2 separate regions of the Homo sapiens genome follow, and region 1 is linked to region 2. A link is an interaction called in ENCODE POLR2A ChIA-PET data of the cell type or tissue named here. Cell type or tissue: PC-3. All regions are shown on one strand. Links, peaks and the distances in the headings refer to the core of each region. The heading gives the core; the rest is flanking DNA.

Evidence for each region. Peaks named below come from ENCODE experiments on the same cell type or tissue, not always from the same donor. Only the 100,000 strongest peaks of a DNase experiment are listed, where the experiment ranks them.
Region 1: POLR2A ChIA-PET joins it to region 2 with 11 read pairs; 2 of 35 experiments call an interaction of 5 or more read pairs at or near these places.

The regions. Positions count from the first base shown.
Region 1 is chr17:44,227,923-44,242,837 of GRCh38, forward strand. It overlaps the pseudogene SHC1P2. Among named protein-coding and RNA genes, the nearest start is that of UBTF, 16 kb to the left of the region's middle. RefSeq lists silencers at 7,225-7,425, 7,725-7,925 and an enhancer at 9,829-10,460. In PC-3, for the core only: no CTCF peak of the experiment used is centred there; DNase peaks (open chromatin) are centred at 7,129 and 7,869; H3K4me3 peaks cover 412 bases; H3K27ac peaks cover 3,214 bases.
Region 2 is chr17:44,437,693-44,452,607 of GRCh38, forward strand. The region is part of intron 3 of GPATCH8 (G-patch domain containing 8); the gene reads right to left. Among named protein-coding and RNA genes, the nearest start is that of ITGA2B, 56 kb to the left of the region's middle. In PC-3, for the core only: a CTCF peak has its summit at 7,949 (motif pointing left); a DNase peak (open chromatin) is centred at 7,229; H3K27ac peaks cover 1,036 bases.

The DNA of each region.
Region 1 (14,915 bases), core at 3,053-11,052, 210 kb before region 2:
AAGGAGAAAACAGGGTCTCAGAAGCCAAGAAGGTGTCGGCATCACTGTCATTGAATTCAGGGACCCATGAACTCTTTTTTTTTTTTTTTTTGAGATGGAATCTCACTCTGTCGTCCAGGCGGGAGTGTAGTGGTACAATCTTGGCTCACTGCAACCTCCACCTCCCGGGTTCAAGCGATTCTCCTGCCTCAGCCTCCTTAGTAACTAGGATTATAGGTGCATGCCACTACACCCAGCTAATTTTGTACTTTTAGTAGAGACGGGTTTTCGCCATGTTGGCCAGACTGGTCTTGAACTCCTGACCTCAAGTGATCCATCCGCCTCGGCCTCCCAAAGTGCTGGGATTACAGGTGTGAGCCACCACATCTGGCACGAACTCTTTGCATAAAATATCTTCAGACCTAGGAGGTGGTCAAAGGCACAAAGTTTAAACATGGGGTGGGGGTTGTGGAGAGGTGTCTGGGGTACCCTGAAGCTCAGAGGTGTGATTTGTTCCCCCTTGCCCAGAAGGGTGACTGCTCCACTGGGCCTATCACCACAGGACATTTTCCATGACAAGCACTCACCTTCTTGGGGAAGGGACATCGGGTTGGCACAGGAAAGGCGTAGGTAAGGGGCCACTCTGTCCATTAATACTTCGGGTGATTAATGTTTGGGGAGAAGCAAGATTCTCCCCCAGGCTTCTGACTCAAACTCTCTCACTTAGCTGGATACTAAACCCAGTGTCCACACTACCCTCAGCTCTGACACAAGGCCAAACCCACAGAACACTCCCAAATGAGGTCCCGAGAGTTAGGGAATAGGGTGGAATCTTCTGGAAGAGGGCGCTGGGGCAGATCACAGTTTCCACTTCACAGGTTGCTGTAGATACAGTTCACTGCCCACAGAGATGATAGGCCAGTGATTGTCCATGTGGTAGCTGATGAGGTGACTGACACTCTCTTTTTTTTTTTGAGACGGAGTCTCGCTCTGTTGCCCAGGCTGGAGTACAGTGGCGTGATCTCGGCTCACTGCAAGCTCCGCCTCCTGGGTTCACACTATTCTCCTGCCTCAGCCTCCTGAGTAGGGACTACGGGCGCCTGCCACCACGCCCAGCTAATTTTTTGTATTTTTAGTAGAGACCGGGTTTCACCGTATTAGCCAGGATGGTCTCGATCTCCTGACCTTGTGATCTGCCTGGCTTGGTCTCCCAAAGTGCTGGGATTGACACTCTCAAAGCAGTGATCCTTTGTCCAAACCAGTCCTTCAGGGTCCACCAATAGCAGGTGCTTAGGCAGCCCACTCTGCAAGCCAGTAAGCACATACTGGCCTTGGTCATGCTCTCCCGCACCAGGAAGTCGCCATGGAGCTGCAGCAATGCCTCAGCCTCTCGCTGGCTCAGCTTCCCGTGGAACCAGGGCTCCCCTTGGAGCTGCTCAGCCATGGAAACCACTGGGGAGGGGGAGGCACCCAAAGAGCATCTTTAAAGGGCTTCATGTCAAAGAGGTCCCAGGGTGCACTGCGATTGATGGCAGGATGGGGGGGCCTAGCACCACCTTCTGCTTGCCGGGCCTTGTCTAGGTTCTGGACGTTGATATAGGGATCATTGAAGAGCTCTCTGCCTGCTGGACAGGGTGGTGGAGGTGGCATCTGTTTGCGGACTTCTGGATCTCCCCCAGCAGGCTATCCCACAGGCAGTGTAGCTCCCAAGTGGCTGGGGGTCCAGACACTGGGTGGAGTGGGTCAAGCAGCCTCTGAAGTGGCTCCTTCCCGAAGCCTCATGTCTACCAACTCCCCAAGAGAAGGTTCCTTCCCAGGGACGTCATTATAGTACTAATGGTCAGGTGGCTCTTCCTCCTCCTCATCCCAAGCTGATCCATCAAAGCCAGCCATCCTGTCTTGGGGGTGAGCAGTTGGGGTGGGTTCGTGAGGTATTGTTTGAAGCACAACTCGAAGGCCTGGCCAATGGTGCTAATGACATCCTGGGAGGGCCTTTGGGACACTCCAGAATGTGGCAGGCTCTCTGATTCACAGGGTCTTTGGCAACGTAGGCAACATCCTCAGCTGTGTCCTGTTTGCAGTCTGCGGCCATGAGGTTGAGGCTGCTGGTGGAGACGGTGAGAGTGATTGGCATTCCAGCAAATTTCAGGTTACTCCTTCCCAGGATAGAGCTGAGCAGGCAGCTACAGGGCTTTCTCTTCCTTGTCACCCCCTTCACACCCAGCACAGCATCACACACCAGACTGATGGCCTGCCTCCCTGCGTGACCTGAGTTGGGTGTTGAAGTCGAGGGCACGCATTGATTGCAGGACCTCCATATAGCCCATGGAAGTGAGCCTGGGCCATTAGCATCCTCTGCTACAACAGCTGTGGATTGGAGCTAGCAAAGTGAGGACAGGAAGGAAGTGGTCCCAGCGGACATAGAGCAGGGCCAAGAGGAAGAGCAAAGCAGGGCCTCATGGAGTCTCCGCACCGCACCACAGGCCGATTTGATTCCAGATCACACCACTGCCTGCTTAGGTCACCACTCCAACTTTCTCCCCTGGCTCTGCCTCCCTAGAGAAACTTTATTACGCTCACTTCCCGCCTCACTAACCCCTGACCCTCTCCCCCTGCAGTTTTTAACTTTCTGAGTTGCTCACATTGAGCCTACAGCAATTTGTCAATTACACTTCAGGTTTTTCTACCCTGGCACTGGTTCCTGTGGAGGTTACTGCTTGTGAGTTTCTGCTCCCATCAACTGTGATTCTCAGGCTGGGCGTGGTGGCTTATGCCTGTAATCCCAGCACTTTGGGAGGCTGAGGCAGGAGTATTGCTTGAGCCCAGTAGTTCAAGACCAGCCTGGACAACATAGGGAGACCCCATCTCTACCAAAAATTGAAAAATTAGCTGGGTGTGGTGGCTCGTGCTTGTAGTCCCAACTATTAGAGAGGCTGAGATGGAAGAATCGCTTGAGCCCAGGTATTTGAGGCTGCAGTGAGCTATCATTTTGCCACTGTACGCCAGACAGAGCAAGAGCCTGTCGAAGAAAAAAAGAAATTGTGATTTTATCTGACTGTCTCACCAATTTAGGGCATAGCAATTTGCTGTGTGACCCCACTTCTCTGATGGATCTAAGAAGGGTTGATTTTTCAGTTTGTTCAGCTTTTTACTTGTTTGAATGTAGAGGTGATTTCCAAGCTCTTTACATGTTAGACTGGAAACTCTTCTTCCTGTTTTTTTTTTTTTTTTTTTTAAGAGATGAAGTCTTGCTATGTTGCCCAGGCTGATCTTGAACCCCTGGGCTTATAATCCCAACTCCAAAGTGTTGGGATTATAGGCGTGAGCCACCTTGCCCAGTTGAAATCCTCTATTTCGTTTTGAGTGAATTTGGCTGTTTGTGTCTTTCACTCTGTTTAAAAAACTATATATGGGTTGGGTGTGGTAGCGCATGCCTATAATCCCAGCACTTTGGAAGGCCAAAGCAACGGGATTGCTTGAGCCCAGGAGTTTGAGACCAGTCTGGGCAACATAGCAAGACCCTCTCTCTACAAAAAAATACAAAAATTAGCCGGGTATAGTGCCCTCATGCCTGTGATCCCAGCTACTCAGGAGGCTGAGGCAGGAGGATCACTGGAACCCAGGAGGTTGAGGCTGCAGTGAGCCATGATTGCTCCACTGCACTCCAGCGTGGATGACAGAGTGAGACCCTGTCTCAAAAGAAAAGAAAAAAGAAAAAAAATTCCCACACAGCACAGATGATAGGATTTTTTTTATCCTGACGTATAGGAACTTTATTTTACTTTTAAATTTATTTAATTAATTATTATTATTATTTTTTGAGGTGGAGTTTTGCTCTTGTTGCCCAGGCTGGAGTGTAGTAGCGCGATCTCAGCTCATTGCAACCTCTGCCTCCCAGGCTCAAGCAATTCTCCTGCCTCAGCCTCCCAAGTAGCTGGGCGCACCACCACGGCCAGCTAATTTTTGTAGTTTTAGTAGAAACAGGGTCTCACCATGTTGGCCAGGCTGGTCTCAAACTCCTGGCCTCAAGCGATCCGCCTGCCTCAGCCTCCCAAAGTGCTGGGATTACAGGAGTGAGCCACCGCGCCCTGCCAATAGGAATTTTACCATTTCGTTTAAGTTGTCAAATGTATGGGTATTTATGTTTGTAGTATTCCTTTGTTATTCTTTTAATGTTTTTAGGGTCTGTAGTGATGTCTTCCATTTCTGTTATTTATAATTTGTGTCTCTTCTCTGTTTTTCTTGGTCAGTCTGACCAAAGGTTTATAAATTTTACTCATTTTTTTTCAGAGAACTAGCTTTTCGTTTCATTGATTTCCTCTACTGTTTGTTCTTAATTTCATTGATTTTTTTTTTTTTTTTTGAGTGACTCACTCAGTTACCCAGGCTGGAGTGCAGTGGTGCTATCTCGGCTCACTGCAAACTCTGTCTCTCAGGTTCAAGCGGCTGTGCCATCTCAGCCTCCCGAGTAGCCAGGACGATAGGTGTGCACCACCATGCCCGGCTAATTTTTGTATTTTTATTAGAGATGGGGTTTCACCATGTTGGCCGGGCTGGTCTCGAACTCCTGACCTCAAGTGACCCACCTGTCTTGGCCTCCCAAAGTGCTGGGATTACAGACCTGAGCCACCAAGCCTGGCCAATTTCATTGATTTCTATTCTATCTTTATTATTTCCTTCCTTTTGTCTGCTTTGGGTTTAATTTGCTCATTTTTTCTAGTTTCTTATAGCAGGAGTTTAGGTTATTGATTTGAGATATTTCTTATTTTCTTTTTCTTTCTTTCTTTCTTTCTTTCTTTTTTTTTTTTTTTTTTTGAGATGGAGTCTCACTCTGTTGACCTCAAATGATCCGCCTGCCTTAGCCTCCCAAAGTGCTGAGATTACAGGCGTGAGCCTGCTCGCCTGGCCTCTTATTTTTTAATCTAGGTATTTAATGCTCTGTTTCCCCCTAAGCACTACTTCATTGCATCTCACAAATTTTGATATGTTTTCATCCTCCTTTAGTTCAAAATATTTCTCAATTTCACTTATGACTTTAGCTTTGGTCTATGGGTTATTTAGAAGTGCATTGTTTTACTTTCCAAATACTTAGGGATTTGTGGCCTGGCGCTGTGGCTCATGCCTGTAATCCCAACACTTTGGGAGGCCAAGGCGAGCAGATCATTTGAGGTCAGGAGTTTGAGAGCAGCCTGGCCAACATGGTAAAACCCCGTTGTCTCTATTAAAAATACAAAAATTAGCTGGTCATAGTGGCACACACCTGTAATCCCAGCTACTTGGGAGGCTGAGGCAGGAGAATTGCTTGAACCCGGGAGGCGGAGGTTGCAGTGAGCCGAGATCGCGCCACTGTACTCCAGCCTGGGCGACAGAGAGAGACTCTATCTCAAAACAAACAGAAACAAATATTTAGGGATTTGCTAGATGTCTTTCTGTTATTGATTTATAATTTAATAATGTTATGAACATAGGCTATGTTTTCTGTGATTTCCATTCCTTTAAATTTGTTAAGGTTTGTGTTTGTGGCCCAGAATGTTGTCTATTTTAAGGTGAATGATCCATGGGCATTTGAAAAGAATATGTATTCTGCTGTAGTTGGGTGGAGTGTACCCTAAAGATAAATTAGGTCAAGTTGGTTGCTGGTGCTATTTAGGTGTTCTATATCCTTCATGATTTTCTGTCCACTAGTTCTATCAATTATTGAGAGAGTAGTGGTAGTTCCTGCCATAATGGTAGATTTATCTGTTTCTCCTTTCAGTTCCATTAGTTTTAACTTCATGTATTTTGAAGTTTTGTTTAAAAAATTATATAAGGGCCAGATGGAATGACTCATGCCTATAATCCCAGCACTCTGGGAGGTCGAGGTGGGAGGATCGCTTGGGCCCAGGAGTTTGAGACCAGCCTACGCAACATAGGAAGACCTTGTCTCTACAAAATTTTATTTTTTAATTGGCTGGGTGTGGTGGTGGGTGCCTGTCGTCCTAGCTACTCCAGAGGCTGAGGTAGGAGGATTACTGGAGCCTGGGGGGTTGAGGCTGCAGTGAGCCATGATTGAGCCACTGTACTCCAGCCTAGGCGACAGAGCGGGACGCTGTCTAAAATTTAAAAAAAATAAAATGCACACACATATATAGACATGCTCTATTTTAAAATATATGTAAGGTAGGCTTGGCGCAGTGGCTCACGCCTGTAATCCCAGCACTTTGGGAGCCTGAGATGGGTGAAATCACTTGAGTCCAAGAGTTCGAGACCAGCCTGGGCAACATGATGAAACCCTACCTCTACCAAAAATACAAAAAATTAGCTGGATGTACTGAAACATGCCTGTAGTCCCAGCTACTAGGGAGGCTGAGGTGGGAAAATCACTTGAGCCCAGGAGGTGGAGGTTGCAGTGAGCCAAGATCGTGCCACTGCACTCCAGCCTGGGAGACAGAGCGAGACCCTGTCTCAAAAAAAAAAAAAAAAAAGGAAAAATATATATGTAAATTAGTGTTCACATATAATAAATCTGGAGGAATATACTCTAAATTATTAACAGTCATTACTGGAGGTTTTTTTGTTTTTTGTTTTGTGTTTTTAGAAACAGCCTCCCACTCTGTCTTACTCTGCTGGAGAGCAGTGGTACCATCATAGCTCACTGCAGCCTCAAAGTCCTGGGCTCAAGTGATCCTCCCACCTTAGCCTCTCGAGTAGCTGGGACTACAGGTGAACACCACCACACCTGGCTAATTTTTAAATTTTTAGTAGACACAAAGTCTCACCATGTTGCCCAGGCTGGTCTTGAACTCCTGACCTCAAGTGATCCTCCTGCCTCGGCCTCCCAAACTGCTGGGATTACAGGCATGCGCCACCACACTTGGCCAAATTACTGGAGATTTTTATTCTGTATGTTAAATCATTCTGTAATTTAAGTGTTTTATACATGTATTATTTTTGAAATCTGAAAATACAAAGATATGTTTTAATGGAAGTAGAGAGATGATTTGATGTGTGTGAGTGTGCATGTGTCCCCCAGCCTGAAAAGCATTTTCTGGTCCATCTTGGGAAAAAGTCAGCTGAGCACTCCTGCTGGGCCCTCAGGCCATAACCCACACCTCCTGCTTCTGCTTCCTCACCCAGCCCTTCCTTCCTTACCTCCTGTCAGCTGGCTCTGGGCCCAGGTACATGGGAAAGAAAACCTTCTGAGGTCACCATGTGGTCTGCCAACCCAGCAGGCTTTCCATGATGTCACTTCACTTTGCTGAGCAAATTTCACCCATTTCTCTTCAGGCTACTTCTCAGATATATTCCATTTCATAGACTCTATTCCTTCAAGATATTCCACCTCTCTCATCACTGGGACAGTTACTGCTTGTCCCTCAGGAGTCAGATCAAATGTCTCTCCCTCCAAGAAGCCCTGCCTTACTCCAGCTCCCTCTGCTCCTGCCACTCCCTGCACAATACTAGTGTTTTCTTTTGTTTTGTTTTTGAGACAAGGTCTCACTCTGTCACCCAGGCTGGAGTGCAGTGGCGCGATCACGGCTCACTGAAGCCTTGACCTCCTGGGCTCAAGTGATCCTCCCACTGCAGCCTCTGGAATACTGAGACTATAGGCGCTTGCCACCACGCCTGGCCACAATTTTTTTTTTTTTTTGAGACAGGGTTTTGCCACATTGCCCAGGCTGGTCTCAAACTCCTGGGCTCAAGGCATCTGCCCACCTCAGCCCCTCCCAAGGTGCTGGGATTACAGGCGTGAGCACCATGGCCAGCCAGTGCTCACTCTTGCTGAACGTCGGGCCCCATGCTGACTGCAGGTCCTATGATAGCATGGGCTATGTCAGCCCGCCTCTGCTACTGACTCACTGACATGCACAGATTCCCAGTTTGCCTCCTTACAGCGAATTCCTCCTGTATGAATTCACTTCCAGGTGAATCACTTTAATCATGTCACTTCCCAGCCCAAGAACCTGCAAGACTCCCTAATGCCTCCTGAATCAAGTCCAAACCCTTCTGGGCAGTTAGGGTTCTTCAAACTTGACCTTGCTTTTTCCATCTTATATGAACCTCTTCTAGAAGGACTCACCTCTGCAGTCAAGACTTCCCTGTGCTGTCGATACACCATTCCCACCTCCCTGCCCTTGGCCAAACCACTCCCCTACCTACCTGGAAGGTACCCCACCCTCCATTCTCCCTGACCCTTGAGAACAAATTGAATTCCTTTCTTTTTGAGACGGAGTTTTGCTCTTGTCGCCCAGGCTGGAGCGCACTGGCACCATCTCATCTCGGCTCACTGCAACCTCCACCTCCCGGGTTCAAGCAATTGTCCTGCCTCAGCCTCCCAAGTAGCTGGGATTACAGGTGCACGCCCCCACACCCGGCTATTTTTTGTATATTTAGTAGAGACAGGGTTTCACCATGTTGGCCAGACTGGTCTCAAACTCCTGACCTCAGGTGATCCGCCCACCTCAGCCTCCCAAAGTGCTGGGATTACAGATGTGAGCCACCGTGCATGCCCCCAACTTGAATTCTATCCAGTGTCCAAAGTCTAGTTCCTCTTCTCCACAAGCATTCTGTCTCTGGACTTCATAAGCTTGATGGCATAGAGGTGTAGAAGGACACCAGGCTCTTGGTCAAACAGCCGTGCATCTGAATCCTACCCTGCCTCTTAGAAGCCGTATGAGCTAGGGTGAGTTCCTTATCTTCTCTGTGCTTCAGTTTCCTTATCAGTAAGATGGGGCTAAAGCCGACCTCACAGGGTTATTGTGAGGAGGAAAAGAGTAAGAACACGGAAAGCACCTGGAACTGTGCCTAGCACATAGTATGTGCTCAATAAATACTGAAAGCTACTTCTTCAGCCCATTCTGCTCTCTGCCCTCTCAATTTCCACAGCTCATGTCCCTGCAGCCTGCCAGCCCTGGGTCACATCCTGTCACACAGCCCTAGAACTGTTCCATATGGTCAGCAAAACTGAGAACCCAGACCCCTCATATACAAAGAGACAGAAACAAACCTCTCAAATATGACACACCTTGTTAGCAGTGATCAGAGGAGAAAAGGGTTTATTACCCAGTCCCGGAGTGACACCATCCCCCACCCAACAACTCTCAACAACTTGATAGGGCCCAAAGAGGGAAGGGGCCTAGAAGACTGAGAGCAAAAGAGAAAGGTGAGGCTGGCCAGGCACAGTGGCTCATGCCTGTAATCCCAGCACTTTGGGAGGTCCAGGCGGGCAGATCACCTGAGGTCAGGAGTTTGCCAGCCTGGCCAACATGGTGAAACTGTATCTCTACTAAAAATACGAGAATTAAACTGGCATGGTGGCGGGCGCCTGTATTCCCAGCTACTTGGGAGGCTGAGGTAGGAGAATCGCTTGAACCCGGAAGGTGGAGGTTGCGGTGAGCCGAGACCCTGCCACCATGCTGTTGCACTCCAGCCTGGGTGACAAGAGCCAAACTCCATCTCAAAAAAAAAAACAAAAAAAACGAGAAAGGTGAGACCTTTAAGAGATGATAGGAGCCCCTCTCCCTCTCCCTCTCCCTCTCCCTCCTCTCCCTCTCCCTCTCTTTCCACGGTCTCCCTCTCATGCCGAGCCGAAGCTGGACTGTGCTGCTGCCATCTCGGCTCACTGCAACCTCCCTGCCTGATTCTCCTGCCTCAGCCTGCCGAGTGCCTGCGATCGCAGGCGCGCGCCGCCACGCCTGACGGGTTTTCGTATTTTTTTGGTGGAGACGGGGTTTCGCTGTGTTGGCCGGGCTGGTCTCCAGCTCCTAACCGCGAGTGATCCGCCAGCCTCGGCCTCCCGAGGTGCCGGGATTGCAGACGGAGTCTCGTTAACTCAGTGCTCAACGGTGCCCAGGCTGGAGTGCAGTGGCGTGATCTCGGCTACAACCTCCACCTCCCAGCCGCCTGCCTTGGCCCCCCAAAGTGCCGAGATTGCAGCCTCTGCCCGGCCGCTACCCCGTCTGGGAAGTGAGGAGCGTCTCTGCCTGGCCGCGCATAGTCTGGGATGTGAGGAGCCCCTCTGCCTGGCTGCCCAGTCTGGAAAGTGAGGAGAGTCTCTTCCCGGCCACCATCCCATCTAGGAAGTGAGGAGCGTCTCTGCCCGGCCGCCCATCCTCTGAGATGTGGGGAGCGCCTCTGCCCCGCCGCCCCGTCTGGGATGTGAGGAGCACCTCGGCCCGGCCGCGACCCCGTCTGGGAGGTGAGGAGCGTCTCTGCCCGGCCACCCCGTCTGAGAAGTGAGGAGACCCTCCACCTGGCAACTGCCCCATCTGAGAAGTGAGGAGCTCCTCCGCCCGGCTGCCACCCCGTCTGGGAAGTGAGGAGCGTCTCCGCCCGGCAGCCACCCCGTCCGGAAGGGAGGTGGGGGTCAGCCCCCGCCAGGCCAGCCGCCCCGTCCGGGAGGGAGGTGGGGGGTCAGCCCCCCACCCGGCCAGCCACCCCGTCCGGGAGGTGAGGGCGCCTCTGCCCGGCCGCCCCTACTGGGAAGTGAGGAGCCCCTCTGCTCGGCCAGCCGCCCCATCCGGGAGGGAGGTGGGGGAGTCAGCCCCCCGCCCGGCCAGCCGCCCCGTCCGGGAGGGAGGTGGGGGGGTCAGCCCCCCGCCCGGCCAGCCGCCCCGTCCGGGAGGGAGGTGGGGGGGTCAGCCCCCCGCCCAGCCAGCCGCCCCGTCCGGGAGGTGAGGGGCGCCTCTGCCCGGCCGCCCCTACTGGGAAGCGAGGAGCCCCTCTGCCCGGCCAGCCGCCCCGTCCGGGAGGGAGGTGAGGGGATCAGCCCCCCGCCCAGCCAGCCGCCCTGTCTGGGAGGTGAGGGGCGCCTCTGCCCGGCCGCCCCTACTGGGAAGTGAGGAGCCCCTCTGCCCGGCCAGCCGCCACGTCCGGGAGGGAGGTGGGGGGGGGTCAGCCCCCCCGCCTGGCCAGCCGCCCCGTCCGGGAGGGAGGTGGGGGGGTCAGCCCCCCGCCCGGCCAGCCACCCCGTCCGGGAGGGAGGTGGGGGGGTCAGCCCCCCGCCCGGCCAGCCGCCCCGTCTGGGAGGGAGGTGGGGGGGTCAGCCCCCCGCCAGGCGAGACGCCTCGTCCGGGAGGGAGGTGGGGGGTCAGCCCCCTGCCCGGCCAGCCGCCCCGTCCGGGAGGTGAGGGGCGCCTCTGCCCGGCCGCCCCTACTGGGAAGTGAGGAGCCCCTCTGCCCGGCCACCACCCCGTCTGGGAGGTGTACCCAACAGCTCATTGAGAACGGGCCATGATGACAATGGCGGTTTTGTGGAATAGAAAAGGGGGAAAGGTGGGGAAAAGATTGAGAAATCGGATAGTTGCTGTGTCTGTGTAGAAAGAAGTAGACATGGGAGACTTTTCATTTTGTTCTGTACTAAGAAAAATTCTTCTGCCTTGGGATCCTGTTGATCTATGACCTTACCCCCAACCCTGTGCTCTCTGAAACATGTGCTGTGTCCACTCAGGGTTAAATGGATTAAGGGCGGTGCAAGATGTGCTTTGTTAAACAGATGCTTGAAGGCAGCATGCTCGTTAAGAGTCATCACCACTCCCTAATCTCAAGTACCCAGGGACACACACACTCTGCCTAGGAAAACCAGAGACCTTTGTTCACTTGTTTATCTGCTGACCTTCCCTCCACTATTGTCCTATGACCCTGCCAAATCCCCCTCTGCGAGAAACACCCAAGAATGATCAATAAAAAATAAATAAATAAATAAATAAATAAATAAATAAAAAGAGATGATAGGAGCCGGGTGTGGTGGCTCACGGCTATAATCCCAGCACTTTGGGAGGCCGAGGCAGGCGGATCACAAGGTCAGGAGTTCCAGGCCAGCCTGGCCAATATGGTGAAACCCCGTCTCTACTAAAAATACAAAAATTAGCTGGGCGTGGTGGTGGGCACCTGTAGTCCCAGCTACTCAGGAGGCTGAAGCAGGAGAATTGCTTGAACCCAGGAGGCGGAGATTGCAGTGAGCTGAGATAGCGCCACTGCACTCCAGCCTGGGCGACAGAGCGAGAGATGATAGGGATCTTGAGGGCCGCCCTCATGAATGGATTAATTCATTCATAATTAATGGTTAGAGGGGAACTGATAGCTTTATAAGAAGATAAACCTGAATTAGCATGTTAGCAAGCGCAGTCCCCTGACCATGTGATGTGATGCCCTGCATGGCCACAGGGCACCACAGAGAGTTTCCAAGTTCCAGGCTCTGCCTCTCTCCAACAAAGAGGAGTGGGGTTCCTATCCCTGGTTCTTACTCTTCAAGACCTCTCCCAAGTTTCCAACCCCACCCTGGCCTCAACATTGGACTTAGGGTGCAGTCTTCCCATAAACTGCTAGGAACAGGGGGGTCGGGTGTAGGTGGGAGGAGGAAAGAAATGCTCAACCTAAAGTCTCTGCTTCTGGGATCTTCCACTCAGCTGGGAGAGATTAGACGTGCATAAGCAACAAAAATGAAAATAGACAGTGCTGCACAACTTTAAGAATAAATATAGGCCTGCCTGGTGGCTCACTCCTGTAGTTCCAGAACTTTGGGAGGCTGAGGTAGGAGGATCGCTTGAGCTCAGGAGTTTGAGATCTGCCTGGGCAACATGGTGAGACTCCATCTCTATAAAAAATACAAAATTTAGCCAGGCGTGGTGGTGTGTGCCTATAGTCCCAGCTACTCAGGAGGCTGAAGTGGGAGGATCCCTTTAGCGTGGGAGGTAGAGGTTGCAATGAGCCGAGATCACACCATTGCATTCCGGCCTGGGCAAGAGAGCGACAGAGTGAGATACTTTCAAAAAAAAAGAATAAATATAAACCTAGGGCTTGGGAGACCAGTAGTGGGAGCCCTCATGGACATAAAGGATAAAGGAAGAGGTAGCATTCCAGCCTCAGCCTTTGGACTTGTTAGGGTAGATGGTCTTTCTCATTAAAATAAGACCAGGCACGGTGGCTCATGCCTGTAATCCCAGCACTTTGGGAGGCCAGGGTGGGTGGATCACTTGAGGTCAGGTGTTCGTGACCAGCCTGGCCAACATGGTGAAAGCCTGTCTCTACTAAAAAAAAATACAAAAATTAGCCGGGTATGGTGGCGGTCGCCTGTAGTCCCAGCTACTTGGGAGGCTGAAGCATGAGAATTGCTTGAACCTGGGAAATGGAGGTTGCAGTGAGCTGAGATCGCACCTCTGCACTCCAGTCTGGGCGACAGAGCGAAACTGTTAAAAAAAAAAAAAAAAAAAGATGTGCCAACAACATTAAAAACATTCAAGCAATCTCAATTAAATTTCCAATTGAATTTTTTGGAAGACTACAATAAGCGTAAGAATAAGGCCCTCATTATAGCTAAATTATCTTTATGAAAAAGAGAGGCGTTTGGTTGGAGACATTTTAGTCTGCTTTGAATATCCCTGGCTTCTTCCCGTTTTGGGGCCTCTTTGAAGTTAGGCAGGGCCACATGACTAGTTCTGGTCAATGGGCTGTAAGCACAGTGACTTTGTCATTGCCCAGCTCAGGCATTTAAGAGCTTGTGTGAATCCTCCAGCCCTTTCTTCTTCTGCCAAAGTGACCTGGAAGTCATATATTTCAGTTTCGCCACAGATATAATCAGCTTGGATTCATGAACCCCGCATGAAGGAAGCTGCCACGGAGAAATGCAGTGGATCTTGTGTAAGTGGGAGATAAAGATTCATGGATTAAGCCACTGAGATTTGGGGTTATTGCCACAAGATAATCTACTCTATCCTAATACAAGGAGGACTTGGTCTACCAGATATTAAGGCATTCTCTAAAACTTTAATAATAAAGAGCCGTGAAATAGTCTGAAGAAACACAATGGAGAAGACAGAGACAGGACTCCATATATGAGATCTTTTTTTTTTTGAGAAGGAGTTTTGCTCTTGTTGCCCAGGCTGGAGTGCAATGGTGTGATCTTGGCTCACTGCAACCTCTGCCTCCCGGGTTCAAGTGATTCTCCTGCCTCAGCCTCCTGAGTAGCTGGGACTACAGGTGCCCGCCATCACACCCAGCTAATTTTTGTATTTTTAGTAGAGACGGGGTTTCACCATATTGACCAGGCTGGTCTCGAGTTCCTGACCTCGTGATCCGCCCGCCTCGGCCTCCCAAAGTGGTGGAATTACAGGCGTGAGCCACCGCGACCGGAGAGATGTAGGGCTTTTTTTTTTTTTTTTTTTTTTTTGGTGGGGGAGGGAGTTTCGCTCTTGTTGCCCAGGCTGGAGTGCAGTGGCGCTATCTTGGCTCACCGCAACCTCCGCCTCCCCGGTTCAAGCGATTCTCCTGCCTCAGCCTCCCGAATAACTGGGATTACAGGCATGCACCACCACGCCCAGCTAATTATATATATATATTTTGTTTGTCTGTTTGTTTGTTTGTTTTGAGACAGAGTCTCGCTCTGTCACCCAGGCTGTAGTGCAGTGGCACGATCTCGGCTCACTGAAAGCTCTGCCTCCTGGGTTCACGCCATTCTCTTGCCTCAGCCTCCCGAGTAGCTGGGACTACAGGCGCCTGCCACCACGCCCCCTACCACCACGCCCCGCTAATTTTTTGTATTTTTAGTAGAGACGGGGTTTCACCGTGTTAGCCAGGATGGTCTCAATCTCCTGACGTCGTGATCCGCCTGCCTTGGCCTCCCAAAGTGCTGGGATTACAGGCGTGAGCCACTGCGCCTGGCCTAATTTTGTATTTTTAGTAGATACGGGGTTTCTCCATGTCGGTCAGGCTGGTCTTGAACTTCCGACCTCAGGTGATCTGCCCACCTCGGCCTCCCAAAGTTCTGGATTACAGGCATGAGCCATTGCCCCAGCCAAGAGGTAGGGCTCTTAAGAGATGATTGGGTCATGAAGGCTCTGCCTTCATGAATGGACTGATCCATTCATGGATTAATGAATTAATGGATTAATGGATTAGTGAGTTATCATGGGAGGGGAACTGGTGGCTTTGTCAAAAAAGAAAGGCCAGGCGTGGTGGCT
Region 2 (14,915 bases), core at 3,042-11,041:
TGACTGGTTTTGGTCCTGCAAAATAAAGAAGAAACCATGTTCAAAACGACCACAACCACTTGTACTCGGTGGCTCTATATTTGTGGAATTAATTTTTGCCTTTAAGATGGAATGAAAAACAAATTCATAAGTTTAACTACTTATGTATCCTATTATTGTTTTTAAACAATAAATAGGGAGAATTAGAATTATCACAGTAAAAAAACAAAACAAAAAAACCAAACCCAAACTGTTAAAGAACATCTCATGTCAGAAAAAAAAAAAAAACAAAACAACAACTTCTAGAATACAGCCTTCTTTTAGATACAATCAAAGGACTGCCAGTAAAGCAAAATGAAAATGCATTACTACCCTATGCCCAATGGTATAATAAATAAGCAGTGACTGCAATCTTTAGCAAAAGGACCAAATTAAAGACAGGTTATAAAAATGACTTCCTAGGTGCAATATCACTTTCATAACGTCTCAGTCAGGGATTTACTGGTAAAAACAAATAGTCCAATGAATGAATTAAAAAGAAATGTCAAAGCAATTTATTTTGGTATCTTTTTTGATCTGTCAGAATTCGTTTTGCAAGAATCAAGAAAGTTTTGGTACAAATTCATTACCTCTGTAAACCCCTGTTTATAAACTCTGCATTAGTACTTTTGCCTTCTAAGGCAGTCAAAGTTTGTTTTAATTTATTTATAAATTGCAGTAGCAAGTGCTAGTGCCCATTACATTGTGGGGAAATCAAGTTTTTGACAGTATTAGAATTTAATGTTTTAACTGATTTTATTGGCAGTTCTAACACAAACAGATACATCCCTTCTTAACATTACCCTTTAATGAACAAGGATCAGACAAGTTGCATAAGGAAAGGAAAGGAAAATGAAAAAGACCAAGCAGAAGGATGAAGGCTACAACAGAGAAAGTAAGCCTAACATATTGGTGCACTGATGACAAAAGGAGTAATTCAGTCTGAAAATAAAAAATTACCACTGCTAAGATTACCATCACCACAACAAGTCCAGGATCATAATGCTGTAAAAAAGAAATACCATTTGTTAGGCAGAAACCATTAGGGTAGGAAACAGGCCTTCTAGCAGGCAGACAGGATGGGGTAAAGTTAACAGTTGGGCTTTGTCCCTCCCCCAATCTCAGCCGGGGACAGAGGAAGGACATTTTGTGCTACAGCAGCTGTTTTCATACTGGTCAGACCAAGGTGTGAGATTTTTGTACTGCTACTTGAGAACATGAACAACACCCTCTTCAATAAGGCAGGGGGTAGGGTGTCAGTTTAAAGTAAGAGAACTAGCTCTAGTTTCCAATCTTTCATTTAACTATTCATTCTCGTAAATCAGTATTCAGGGCCCAAGGTAGGACTTTTAAAAGAAATGACATCTAAGACTCTATCAGATCAACTAACTGGACAGTAATCAAGTCATTTACTTCACCAAAAGAACTCTAGGAGGCTTGGAGTATGGGTGAGATGTCCGCAAGACTTCTCTAGAAATATATATATAAAACAATTAAGCAGTCTAGAAAATAATCTTAGATCTTCAGTGCTTGGAGAACTTTGTGCATTTGAATTCTGTTATGAATGAATACAACTCTTTAAGTGGCTCTCCTCAGAACTTTGCTTCCTGTTAACCGAGACTTCCCAGGCTGGCCAATATCCTTCTTTCAGCACACAACAAAACCAATCTTTGAAGGACAGCTCTAGAGAAACCGACATCACAAGAGCTGTCACATTTAAAATTACTCCACTCAGAGTTAACTCACAGAAAATAAACAGTATGACTTTCAAAGCAATCTTGAAGGTGACATTATTGCCTGGGCCAAGTAGTAATTTCTTAACATTATTAAAGAGGCTATAGACCAAGGAAAGATCCCAGTGGGAAAAGACACCAAACACTACATACAGGAAGAGGCTGCAGCATTAAAAAACAAAACAAAACAAAACAAAAAACCCCCTCAGTTTATTCAGTTGCTATCAATGATAATCCTAAAGAACATCACTTACAATATCTGAATACCAATTTGTAGTGATGACCTCAAAAGGTAGGTAGCAAGAGTGTCTGCTAATATGTATTCTCTAGAAAACTCAACTTTTTTTTTTTTTTTTTGAGATGGAGTTTCGCTCTTGTTGCCCAGGCTGGAGTGCAATGGCGCAATCTCAGCTCACCACAGCCTCCACCTCCTGGGTTCAAGCGATTCTCCTGCCTCAGCCTCCCAAGTAGCTGGGGCTACAGGCATGCACCACCGTGCCCGGCTAATTCTGTATTTCTCGTAAAGACGGGGTTTCTTCATGTTGGTCAGGCTGGTCTCAAACTCCCGACCTCAGGTGATCTGCCCACCTCGGCCTCCCAAATGCTGGAATTACAGGCGTGAACCACCTCGCCCGGCCTCAACTTCTTTTAAAAATAAAATCCAGGTTCCCTACTTCTTGGTTTCTTTTAAAATACAGCAAATATTATTTAAAATATATTAAATTAGTGAGAACATTTTTGTTGCTTGTTTCACTCCAAAGGAAGCAACTTCAACCAGAACACTAAATAATCTCCTTAAAAGAAACTGTCTTCCTCAGGAAAAGATCTACAGACACTTACTTGGCCAACTGGAGAAGGGAAAGGAAACACATGCAAAATCAAGAATATGCCAATATCAATGTATTAATCTGATGGAAAACAACTGATACTCATATTTTCTAAATCAAAACCTTAAATAATGTTTCACTAACTGGAATTACACATTTATTTTTTAGAGACAGGGTCGCTGAGGCTGGAGTACAGTAGCACGATCAGCTCACTGCAGCCTCCACCTTTCAGGCTCAAGTGATCCTCTTGCTTCAGCCTCCCAAAGCTCTGGGATTACAAGTGTGAGCTGCACATCAGCCTATTGCCTATTTTAAAAGGCAGTTTTACTTATGCAATAATAGAAATTCCTAAGTGCTCTCTTATATATGCAAGTCTTGCTAAAATGTGAAGGCATTATAACATAACTAAAGAAAGAATACAGTCAAACACAAAAACCCACTGATTATCACAGCCACTCTGTCATTGAGAACAATCCCTCAGGAATCAGTTCTGATTTTAAAATGGTTAAGGTTACATCAATCTACAAAACTGTCCTAAAGACTTAAACTACAGAGAAAGAACTCTTTTGTTGTTTTTTGGGAAACACCATTTTTTTTTGAGATGGCGTCTCACTCCGTCACCCAGGCTGGAGTGCAGTGACGCAATCTCGGCTCACTGCAACCTCCGCCTCCCAAGTTTAAGCAATTGTCCTGCCTCAGCCTCCTGAGTAGCCGGGACTACAGGTGCACCACTACACCCAGCTAATTATTTTGTATTTTTAGTAGAGACAGGGTTTCACCATATTGGCCAGGATGGTCTCGATCTCTTGACCTCATGATCTGCCACCTTGGCCTCCCAAAGTGCTGGGATTACAGGCGTGAGCCACTGCACCCAGCCCAGGGAAACACTATTTTTAAAGAGACAAACTCTAGGAATAGAACAACTGGGAAGAATATATTAAAGGACAACCATAATCTAGTAATCAGCCATACTTTAGAAACAGAAGACATATGATTTCCCTGCAGAAACAAATTAGAAAGGAAGAAGCTTCTACAGTGATTAAAACACTGGTTGAATTGTCAACAGATGTAAGAATACCACAATGTAAGATGTAAGAACACCACAATGCATCTCTGCTGCTTTCCCCTTACAGAGATTCAATACAAACATTTACAACAAATATTGAGTTTTGGCTAGGCATGGTGGCTCATGCCTGTAATCCCAGCACTGTGGGAGGCTGAGGCGGGCAGATCACTTGAGGTCAGGAGTTCGAGACCAGCCTGGCCAACATGGTGAAACCCCATCTCTACTAAAAACACAAAAATTAGCTGGGCGTGGTGGCGGGCACCTGTAATCCCAGCTACTCAGGAGGCTGGGGCAGGAGAATCACTTTAACCCGGGAGGCAGAGGTTGCAGTTAGCTAAGATTGCACCACTGCACTCCAGCCTGGGCAACACAACGACACTCCTTCCCCCCGCCCCCCAAAAAAATCAAAAGCCCGGGCACGGTGGCTCAGGCCTGTAATCCCAGCAATTTGGGAGGCCGAGGCGGGTGGATCACCTGAGGTCAGGAGTTCAAGACCAGCCTGACCAACATGGTGAAACCCTGTATCTACTAAAAATACAAAATTAGCTGGGCATGGTGGTGCATGCCTGTAATCCTAGCTACTTGGGAGGCTGAGGCAGGAGAATCGCTTAAACCCGGGAGGCGGAGGTTGCAGTGAGCTGACATCGTACCATCGCACTCCAGACTGGGCAACAAGAGTGAAACTCTGTCTCAAAGAGACAAAAATAAAATAAAATAAAATAATATATATATACACATATATATGTGTGTATATGTATACGTATATATATACATATATATATATATAGAGAGAGAGAGAGAGAGAGAAGGAGAGAGAGAAAGAGAGTTTCTACTATATTCAAGGCACTGTTCTGGGCACTGCATATAGTGATGATGTAAAAAAAAAAAAAAACACCACAACCGCAGCACCACGTTCCATGAATTACCAATAAATAGGCAAAATAGAGTAATCTGACCAGCTGGAACTTCAGCTGAGAATGAGAGAAAACAGAACATTTGTGAAGCTAATGCATAAGCAGTTAAAAAAGCTTAAAAATGTCTGAAGTTGTCTTTTAAAGATATCTAAAGTTGTCTTTAAAGACGACCTTAATGAAGTGCAAGTAAATATAAAAGCCATCAAAAAGTCACAAAATCCATGTTTTTTTTGAGACAGGATCTTGCTAAGTCACCCAGGCTGGAGTGCTGTGGTGCCATCTCCGCTCACTGTAAATTCCAGCTTCCAGGCTCAAGCAATTCTTGCCTCTAGGCCTCCTGAGTAGCTGACACTACAAGTGCCTGCCACTACATCTGGCTAATTTTTGTATTTTTAGTAGAGATGGGGTTTCACCATATTGCTCAGGCTGGTCTCAAACTCCTGGGCTTGAGTGATCTGCTCACCTCAGCCTCCAAAGTGCTGGGATTACAGGTGTAAGCCAATGAGCCCGGCCTAAAATCCACTTTCAAAAGACAATTAAAACTGGGCTGGGCTTGGTGGCTCACGCCTGTAATCCCAGCACTTGGGGAGGCCAAGGCAGGAAGATGCCTTGAGGACAGGAGTTTGAGACCATACTGGGCAATAGAGCAAGACTCTGTCTCTCCAAAAAATTTTTCTTAAAAAAATTAGCTGGGCATGGTGGCATGCACCTGCAGTCCTAGCCACTGAAAATATTGAGGCAGAAGGACCACTTGAGCCCAGGAGCTGGAGTGAGCTATCATCGCACCACTGCACTCCAGCCTGGGTGACAGAGAAAAACCTTGTCGAAAAAGAGAAAAGAGGGGAAAAAAGACCATTAAACTGATAAAGGCCAAGAACCTACACTGACATCTTTAAAGTACTTATTTCTTCTTTTTAAGTAATGCAAATACATATGTGAAAATCAAGATAAAAAAAATTACGCAGGTGATTCTCTGATTTGCAAAAGTATTCAAAATAGGATTCAAGTCATGTTAATGGACTTAAATATCATTTCATTTATTGAAACTGTGATCACATGAAACTTTCAGAAACACTGAATAAAAAATGGTACATTTATTTCCAAACCAAAGCTTAATTTTTGCAAATTTCTCCTGAAAATGAGTCTTTAGGTGGCATAGAAACAATTATTACTTTCAGCATCGTTTAGATATTTTTCTAAGCAACTCTAACATATGATATATGCTACCTCTCAGAAAACATTAACTGAAAACATTGAGCACATTACTTAATCCCTAGAGAGTTTTTAAGGTTTAAAAAAAAAGGAAAAACTTTCTACCCAAAATAGAGTTCAAATTATCCAGTACTACAAAAACCTACTATATTCTTGCCATGGCCTTTTTAGTGACCTATACAACAACCAAATTAATTTGATTTTTTTCTTCCTTTATTTATTTTTTAAAACAGGGTCTCACCATCGCCCAGGCTGGAGTGCAGTGGCATAACCACGGCTCACTGCAGCCTCAACCTCCTGGGCTCAAGTAATCCTCCCATCTCAGCTTCCTAAGAAGCTGGGACTACAGGTGCACACCACCACATGTGGCTAATTCTTGTTATTTTTTGTAGAGACGGGATTTCACCATGTTGCCCGCCCAGTTTGTTCTTGAACTTCTGAGCTCAAGCAATTTGCCCACTTTGGCCCCACAAGGTGCTGGGATTACAGACATGAGCCATGGTGCCTGGCCAATTTGATTTTCAAATACAGATGTTTTCTAAGGCACACAAGTTTAATTATGACCTAAACGAATTTCCATCTGATACTTTCCATCTAGGATAAAATAGTTCAATTTTAATCATATAACTAAATATATTAATAAACAGGAACAAAGGTGGGGCAAAAGGCTTTAGTGAAAGTGTTGTTAAATCAGAATGTTAGGCCTGGGAAGGATATCTCATCCAGGGATAACATGATATCCTCAAGCCCTTAGAAGAGATAATAAAGAGAATTCATGAGTTACTTTCAATTAAAAAAAAAAAACCTAAAGAAAATCATACTTTTACATGAGATACAACTGTTTTAGCTAAAATTATACTGACTCACTAAAGATTGCCTCAAGCTAACCACCATGCTAAGATCAATTTGTTTTTTCAAATGGGAAAGCCAAATTAATAAATACAATTTTGGGGTAAAATAGTCTAAAACATGGGGCTGAGGAGATACGGAAAAAAACAGTTAAGTCTTTAGTTTAAAGAAAAAAAAAAGGCCAGGCATGGTGGCTCACGGCTGTAATCCCAGCACTGTGGGAGGCCAAGGCAGGCAGACTACTTGAGGTCAGGAGGTCGAGATCAGCCTGGCCAACATGGCAAAACCTCGTCTGCATTTAAAATACAAAAATTAGCTGGGCGTGGTGGCATGTTCCTGTAATCCCAGCTACTTGGGAGGCTGAGGCAGGAGAATCACTTGAAACTGGGAGGCAGAAGTTGCAGTGAGCCGAGATCACACCATTGCACTCCAGTCTGGGGCAACAAGAGAGAATCTCCATCTCACGGGGGGAAAAAAAGTGGTAGCACTTTTGTGCCCTGAGTTTTACTTATGTTTATATCCATATCTGACACAGTATGTAGGCCAGAATGGCATTTAGTTAAAAAGCATTTGTTGACTCAGAGAATGAACATGTTCGTAGCGGGTCTGAAACTTGTTCAACTGTAAATACTTAGTCATCATGATGCGCGCCGCTTAACATCACAAGATACTAATGATTTAACTCTCATAATCAAGGAATTATTTTATCAAGTAGAACATATCACTATATTAGAAAGGTCTCCATATATCAAAAAATATGTAAACTTTTATAATGAAATATTTGAGTTTTACATTACTGGTCATTAGAGCCTTAAGGCTTGTTCAATTTCATTTCTTGTTATCACTCAGTAGTCAAGGAGAAGGAAGCATCAAATGTTTAAGAAAAAAATACTAAAGAACTTACATTCAACATATATCGACAAACTTTTAAAAAACTGAATTGGAAAGTTGCCATAACCAGTTTCAGTGAAGGAAAACCTCAAGTCAGCCCCCATAATAATGGTGTTTTCCAGGAAATTAGGTTTAGGGTAAGTGGTCTGTTAGAAATTCTGAAAACATTTTTCCTCTTTTTAAAAAACAGGTCACAGTAAAAATTAATGGCTTCCTTCAAGTACCCAGTACACTCCTATATACATGTAGGTAGACCAAAAATTACCAGTGAGCTCCAATCTATGTGAGTATTTCTTTTTCTTTTTTTTTTTTCCCCCCCTAAGATGGAGTTTCACTCTTGTTGCCTAGGCTGGAGTGCAACAGCGCGATCTCGGCTCACTGCAACCTTCACTTCCTAGGTTCAAGCGATTCTCCTGCCTCAAGCCTCCTGAGTAGCTGGGATTACAGGTGCCCGCCACCAGGTGGCTAATTTTTTGTATTTTTAGTAGAGACGGGGTTTCACCATGTTGGCCAGGCTGGCCTCGAACTTCTGACTTCAGGTGATCCACCCACCTCATACTCCCAAAGTGCTGGGATTACAGGCATGAGCCACTGTGCCCAGCCTACATGAGTATTTCTTGATTAATGAATTCCAAAAGAAAAAATATACTTGTAAAGAGTGGCAACATGAAACTCAGGGGATCTGAATTACAGTTCTGTCACTAATGGGGCATGTGACCCATTATTAGCTATTAATTTCTTTTTATTTTTAGAGACAGAATCTCACCCTGTTGCCTAGGCAGGACGGAATGCAGTGAAGTCATCATAGTTTACTGTAACACTGAACTCCTGGGCTCAAGTGATCCTCCCACCTCAGCCTCCTAAGTAGCTAGGACTACAGGCACTCACCACCATGTGTGGCTAATTAAAAAAAAAAAAATTTTTTTTTGTAGAGATGGTGTCTCACTATGTTGCCCAGGCTGGTTTCAAACTCCTAGCCTCGAGTTATCCTTCTGCCTCAACCTCACAAAGTGCTGGGATTACAGGTGTGAGTCACCATGCCGCCTATATTAGTTTCGTGATCCAAAAATAGAGGAGTTAAAGGCCAGGCGCAGTGGCTCACGCCTGTAATCCCAGCACTTTGGGAGGCCGAGGCGGGCAGATCACGAGGTCAGCAGATCGAGACCATCCTGGCTAACACGGCGAAACCCAGTCTCTACTAAAAACACAAAAAATTAGCCAGGCGTGTGGCAGGCGCCTGTAGTCCCAGCTACTCGGGAGGCTGACACAGGAGAATGGTGTGAACCCGGGAGGTGGAGCTTGCAGTGAAGCCGAGTTCACACCACTGCACTCCAGCCTGGGCGACAGAGTGAGACTCTGTCTTAAAAATAAAGGAGTTAGACAAATCTATAAGGTTCACTTCACAATTCTAAAGTTTGAAGAGTGGAAAATATTTGAGTAGAAAATATCTGGGGGGATTATGTAGACAGCAGCCAGTCTTGTGATACTATAATAAGCCAACAATCAAATGCCTTCTTAAACTTACTATTGTTTTTCCATAGCTACACTGAAAATTTTACTATTCCAGGATCACTCCATTACCCCAAAACTTTCCAGCCTCATTTAACTTTCCACTGCAACTCCTCCATTTCATCTATTTTTTTTTCCTTAAAGACTGAGTCTCACTCTGTCACCCAGGCTGGAGCACAGTGTCACAATCTTGGCTCACTGCAACCTCCGCCTCGCAGGTTCAAGTGACTCTCCTGCCTCAGTCTCCTGAGTAGCTGGGATTACAGGCATGCATCACCATGCCCAGCTAATTTCTTTGTGTTTTAGTAGAGATGGGGTTTCACCATGTTGGCCAAGCTGGTCTCGAACTCCTGACCTCAAGTGATCTGCCCGCCTTGGCCTCCCAAAGTGCTGGGATTACAGGTGTGATCCACCGCACCTGGCCTCCATTTCATGTTTAATAAAAAAAAATTTTTTTTTTTTTAAGACAGTCTCACTCTGTTGCCCAAGCTGGAGTACAGTGGCACACTCTTGGCTCACTGCAACCTCTACCTCCTGGGTTCAAGCAATTCTCCTGCCTCAGTCAGCCTCCTGAATAGCTGGGACTACAGGCACGTGCCACCATGCCTGGCTAATTTTTGTATTTTTAGTAGAGACAGGGTTTCACTATATTGGCCAGGCTGGTCTTGAATTCCTGACCTCGTGATCTGCCCGCCTCAGCCTCCCAAAGTGCTGGGATTACAGGTGTGAGCCACCGCACCCAGCCAATAAACTTCTTCCTATATTTTTCTAGGCAATCCCTAAAAAAGACTGGGCTGCAAAGCTTAGCTCTCCAATAAGAGATAATAGCTAGACACTTGTGTGACTTTTGGCAAGCAGAGCCTGAGTCTCAGCAGCCTCCTCTGCAAAATGAAAATATTATCACCACCTTTTTTTTTTTTTTTTTAAGACAGGTTCTAGCTCTATGGCTCAGGCTGGAGATTAGAGTGCAGTCACACAATCATAGCTCACTTGCAGCCTCAAACTCCTGGGCTCAAGCAATCCTCCTGCCTTAACCTCCCAAGTAGCTAGGGCTACAGGCATAAGCCATCACACCACACCTACCCCATCCCCCTTTTTAGGACTGGCATACAGACCAAAAGAGACAACAAATGGAAGATATTTTGTAAACTTTAAATCACTATGCAGAACGCTCAAGGGTTCAGAAAATAAAGAAATTAGTCTTCCTTTTATTTCCAAATTAGACATTTTGGGGGTGTTTGTTTGTGAGACAGGGTCTCACTCACTCTGTTGCCCCAGCTGGAGTACAGTGGCGTGATCTCAGCTCACTGCAACCTCTGCCTCCCAGGTTCAAGCGATTCTCCTATCTCAGCCTCCTGAGTAGCTGGGATTACAGGAGCCCACTACCAAGCCCGGCTAATTTAAATTTGGCATTTTTGAAAGTAAATACCTTAAAATGAAAGATACTCTAAAACAGAATCTGTGATAATTTCCAAATGTTTTACATACAATTTGATGGTAATGAAACAACCCCATTTACAGATGGAGAAAATTATTATCTATGATCAATAATCAAAGTATTACAGGCTGGGTATGGTGGCTCACGCCTATAATCCCAGCACTTTGGGAGGCTGAGGCAGGATGACAGCTTGAGCCCTGGAGTTCCAGACCAATCTAGGCAACATAGGGAGACCCTGTCTCTATGAAAAAAATTTAAAAATTGGCCAGACATGGTGGCAAATGCCTATATTCCCAGCTACAGCTACACAGGATGCTGAGGTGGGAGGATCACGTGAGCCAAAAAAAAAAAAAAGGGGGGGGGGGGAAGAAGGAGGAAGAAGAAGAAGGAAGAAGAAGAGGAAGAGGAAGAAGAAGAGGAAGAGGAAGAAGAAGAAGAAGAAGAAGAAACAAACCACTATCACTATATACCCTTTTGCTCACTTAAGAAGCTTCCTGGACACTCCACTCTCTTGCCTAAGTATCCTACTAACCCAGTGTCATTTTAATAAGGCAAACTAACCTAGGTCCAAAAGTCTATGAATACTAAGATAGGAAACAATGTAAATTAGGCTAAGGCTAAGACTATAAAAAAAAAAAAATAAACAGCACTATACTACTTTAGTGTAACCAATACATTTTGGATAAATTTAAAAAAAAAAACTGTCCACCCTATTTACTATAATGAAGGTAATTTTCTTAGAAGCCTGTTATTCATATGGTCCAAAAGAATGTTTTTCTAGCCCTGATCCATTCTATTTGCATTAAAAAATGGGGCAAGGGGATATTTAAAATATCATTTCCTGGGCTAGGCGTGGTGGCTCACGCCTGTAATCCCAGCACTTTGGGAGGTTGAGGCGGGTGGATGACCTTAGGTTAGGAGTTCGAGACTAGCCTGGCCAACATGGTGAAACCCTGTCTCTGCTAAAAAATACAAAAATTAGCCAGGCGTGATGGCACATGCCTGTAATCCCAGCTACTTGGGAGGCTGAGGCAGAAGAATCACTTGAACCCGGGAGGCAGAGGTTGCAGTGAGCCGAGATCGCACCACTGCACTCCAGCCTGGGCAACAATAGCGAAACTGTCTCCAAAAAATAAATAAATAAAATAAAATATCATTTCCTGAACCCTACCCCAGACCTGCTGATTTATGCTGGTCAGAATCGACATTAAATTTTTTGCTTGTTTTCTTTTTCAGTAGATACAAACTCTTGCTATGTGGCCCAGGCTGGTCTTGAACTCTGAACTCAAGCCATCCTCCCACCTCAGCCTCCCAAAGTGCTGGGGTTACAGGCGTGAGCCCCTGCACTCAGCCTCAGAATCTACTTTTTTTTTTTTTTTTTCCTGAGACAGAGTTTCACTCTTGTTGCCCAGGCTGGAGTGCAATGGCGTGATCTTGGCTCACCGCAACCTCCGCCTCCCAGGTTCAAGCAATTCTCCTGCCTCAGCCTCCCGAGTAGCTGGGATTACAGGCATGCACCACAACGCCCGGCTAATTTTGTATTTTTAGTAGAGACGGGGTTTCTCCATGTTGAGGCTGGTCTTGAACCCCTGACCTCAGGTGATCCGCCCGCCTCAGCCTCCCAGAGTGCTGGGATTACAGGCGTGAGCCACTGCACCCGGCCTGAATCTACATTTTTAACAAGAACCCAAGGTGATTCTGCTGAAAGCCATAAGACTAATAATGGAAAAAGCACTGGGGTAGAAGTAAGAAGACTTGTTTAGTAAAGGTAGCTCCTATCCTTAGCAGTTTCACCTCAGATAAACATTTAAGTTTCTCAATCTTTTAAGTGGCATTATGTCTTATTCTATATACTGGAGAGAGAAATATATAGGTATATAAAACATATAGCCATATTTAATTCCTGACACCCCCAAATCTTGTAAAAATATGGCTATATGGAGGGTATAGCAAGGTCACAGTGCTTACTAGTTGCAGAGTTAGAATTGAACCCAGGTGAAATTTCAGATGAGCTCACAAAGTAGTAACTTGCGGTTCAAATACAGCCTGGTATGTTTTGTTTAATTTCATTATTTTAGACTTCAAGCCAACATTTATCAATTAGAACATTTCACAGAAAAGGAATCTGAATTCCTGGCTGCTTTTAACAATTTTAGAAGATCCAGCAACACTGAGATTATAATCTTAGGTGGCAACAATTACCTTCTCTAAACACAGCAAAACTCACACCACTTGCTATTGTCTCACACTCACTCAATTTCAACAACGTATGCTATCATCGGGCCCCAACTCCTACTTCAGGTCTACATTCTTTGCTCCCTCCTTTTGAACCAAATGGGATTTACAAGAAAACCAAGTGGGATTTCTATCTACTGGTTTGGGAAGATTTAGTGAGAAAGGAAATACTGGATTTAAAACTAATAAACTACATTTGAAATACTACATAAAAATATATTACACTTTGTTCTCTTTTCCGAGTGTTTTAAGTGCCATTGTTTTGAATTTTGGTGGTAAATTTTAAATGAACTTTTGAAAGATTTTAATAAAATATGTTTATTATAAAACACTTTTTACTTTATGTTCTTATCATTTTCAGATTTCATTCCACTTTAAAATACCAACGCTTCTCATGGAAGAATAAAGAGATTCCACTAACTCACAGACACCTGTACTCCATGTATCTATCAGCAAGTATAGATGCACAGATAGAAAATAGTTGGTTGCTTCTTTATTCTCACAATCTGAGACTTTTCACTTGTTAATTATTATAAAAAATTTGAAATTATAACTTAAATTGCTCAATTCTCTATTAAGCTTCCACTGTACCTTTAACTTCACAATTAAAACAATCATTATACTGTATTAAATTTGTTACATTATTTGTTTCCCTATTAGAAATAAACCTCTGGAGGGCAGAGGTTCTATCTTATTCACTCTTAAAGACTTAGTACAGATCTGGCACATTCTTTTTCTCTTTTTCTTTGGAGACAGAGTCTTACTCTGTCACCCAGGCGGCTCACTGTAACCTCCGCCTCCTGAGTTCAAGCTATTCTCATGCCTCAGCCTTCCAAGTAGCTGGGATTACAGGCGTGCACCAACATGCCTGGCTAATTTTTGTATATTTTGGTAGAGAGGGTTTCGCCATGTTGGCCAGGCTGGTCTTGAACTCCTAGCCTCAAGTGATCCACCTGCCTCGTCCTCCCATAGAGCTGTGATTACAGTCGTGAGCCACCACACCCAACCCAGATCTGGCACCTTTTAAGCATGCAATAAACATATGCAGAATACAAAACAAGAAAAACAGCAACAGAGAATACATAAATGCACAGTAATTACTATCCTTTAGGAATTTACAGTCTACTGAATTAGGTAAAAGAGACACATCAACAAAAATTATACAAGATTGAATATTTAAAATGCCACAGGAGAGAAACAGAAAGTAGAAGTCAGGGAGGAAATTATAGTATGAGACATAAGTTACAGTATTTTCTTTTTCCCTGGACACCAATTTCCATCCCTAAATATTTGGCAAAAGTTCTTACCACTCAACTTTAGCCTTAAGTTTCTAGTGAATTTATACTCATCATGAAGAATATATATGACCACTTCAAGTGCCCTACGAGAATATATCACATTCAGAATTATCTCCACTTTTTCTGGCCTGAATAACTACTGTATATTTCAATTCGGTGGCACTGGTATTTCTCACCACCATCATATCTCTCCAGGATAGGGAAGTAAGCTAGCACCTACAGTTTAGGTACATTACAGCATATTGGTTAAAAGCATAGGTTTTGGCACCAAGATTCTACCACTTATCTGCTGTAAGATCTTGGGCAGGCTGGGCGTGGTGGCTTAAGCCTGTAATCCCAGCACTTTGGGAGGCCGATTCGGGCGGATTGCCCGAGGTCAGGAGTTTGAGACCAGTCTGGCCAACATAGTGAAACCCCGTCTCTAATAAAAATACAGGAAAATTAGTCAGGTGTGGTGGCATGCACCTATAATCTCAGCTAGTTGGGAGGCTGAGGCAGGGGAATTGCTTGAACCAGGGAGGTGGAGGTTGCAGTGAGCCGAGACTGCACCACTGCACTCCAGCCTGGGTGACAGAGCAACACTCCGTCTCAAAAAAAAAAAAAAAAAGAAAAAAAAAAAAAGGAAAAAAGATCTTGGGCAAAGATCTTTTGGTAAAATGCTCTTTGGGTAAAATGGGAGTATCTACCTCAAAGAGGATTTAAGTTAGAAAATCCATGTCCAAGCACTCAGTAAACACTTAATAAATGATGGCTATTATAAAAGATTAACACTAAATCTAGTGAATAGGGGCTTGCTAGTCAAACATGTGCATAAACTGACTATATATTGTCTTCATAGTTGACCTGTTTTATCAGCCTTCATAGTTATTCCTTCCTTTCCATTTCCACTATTACTCTTTCAAGTCCTTATCTATACTCATACCCA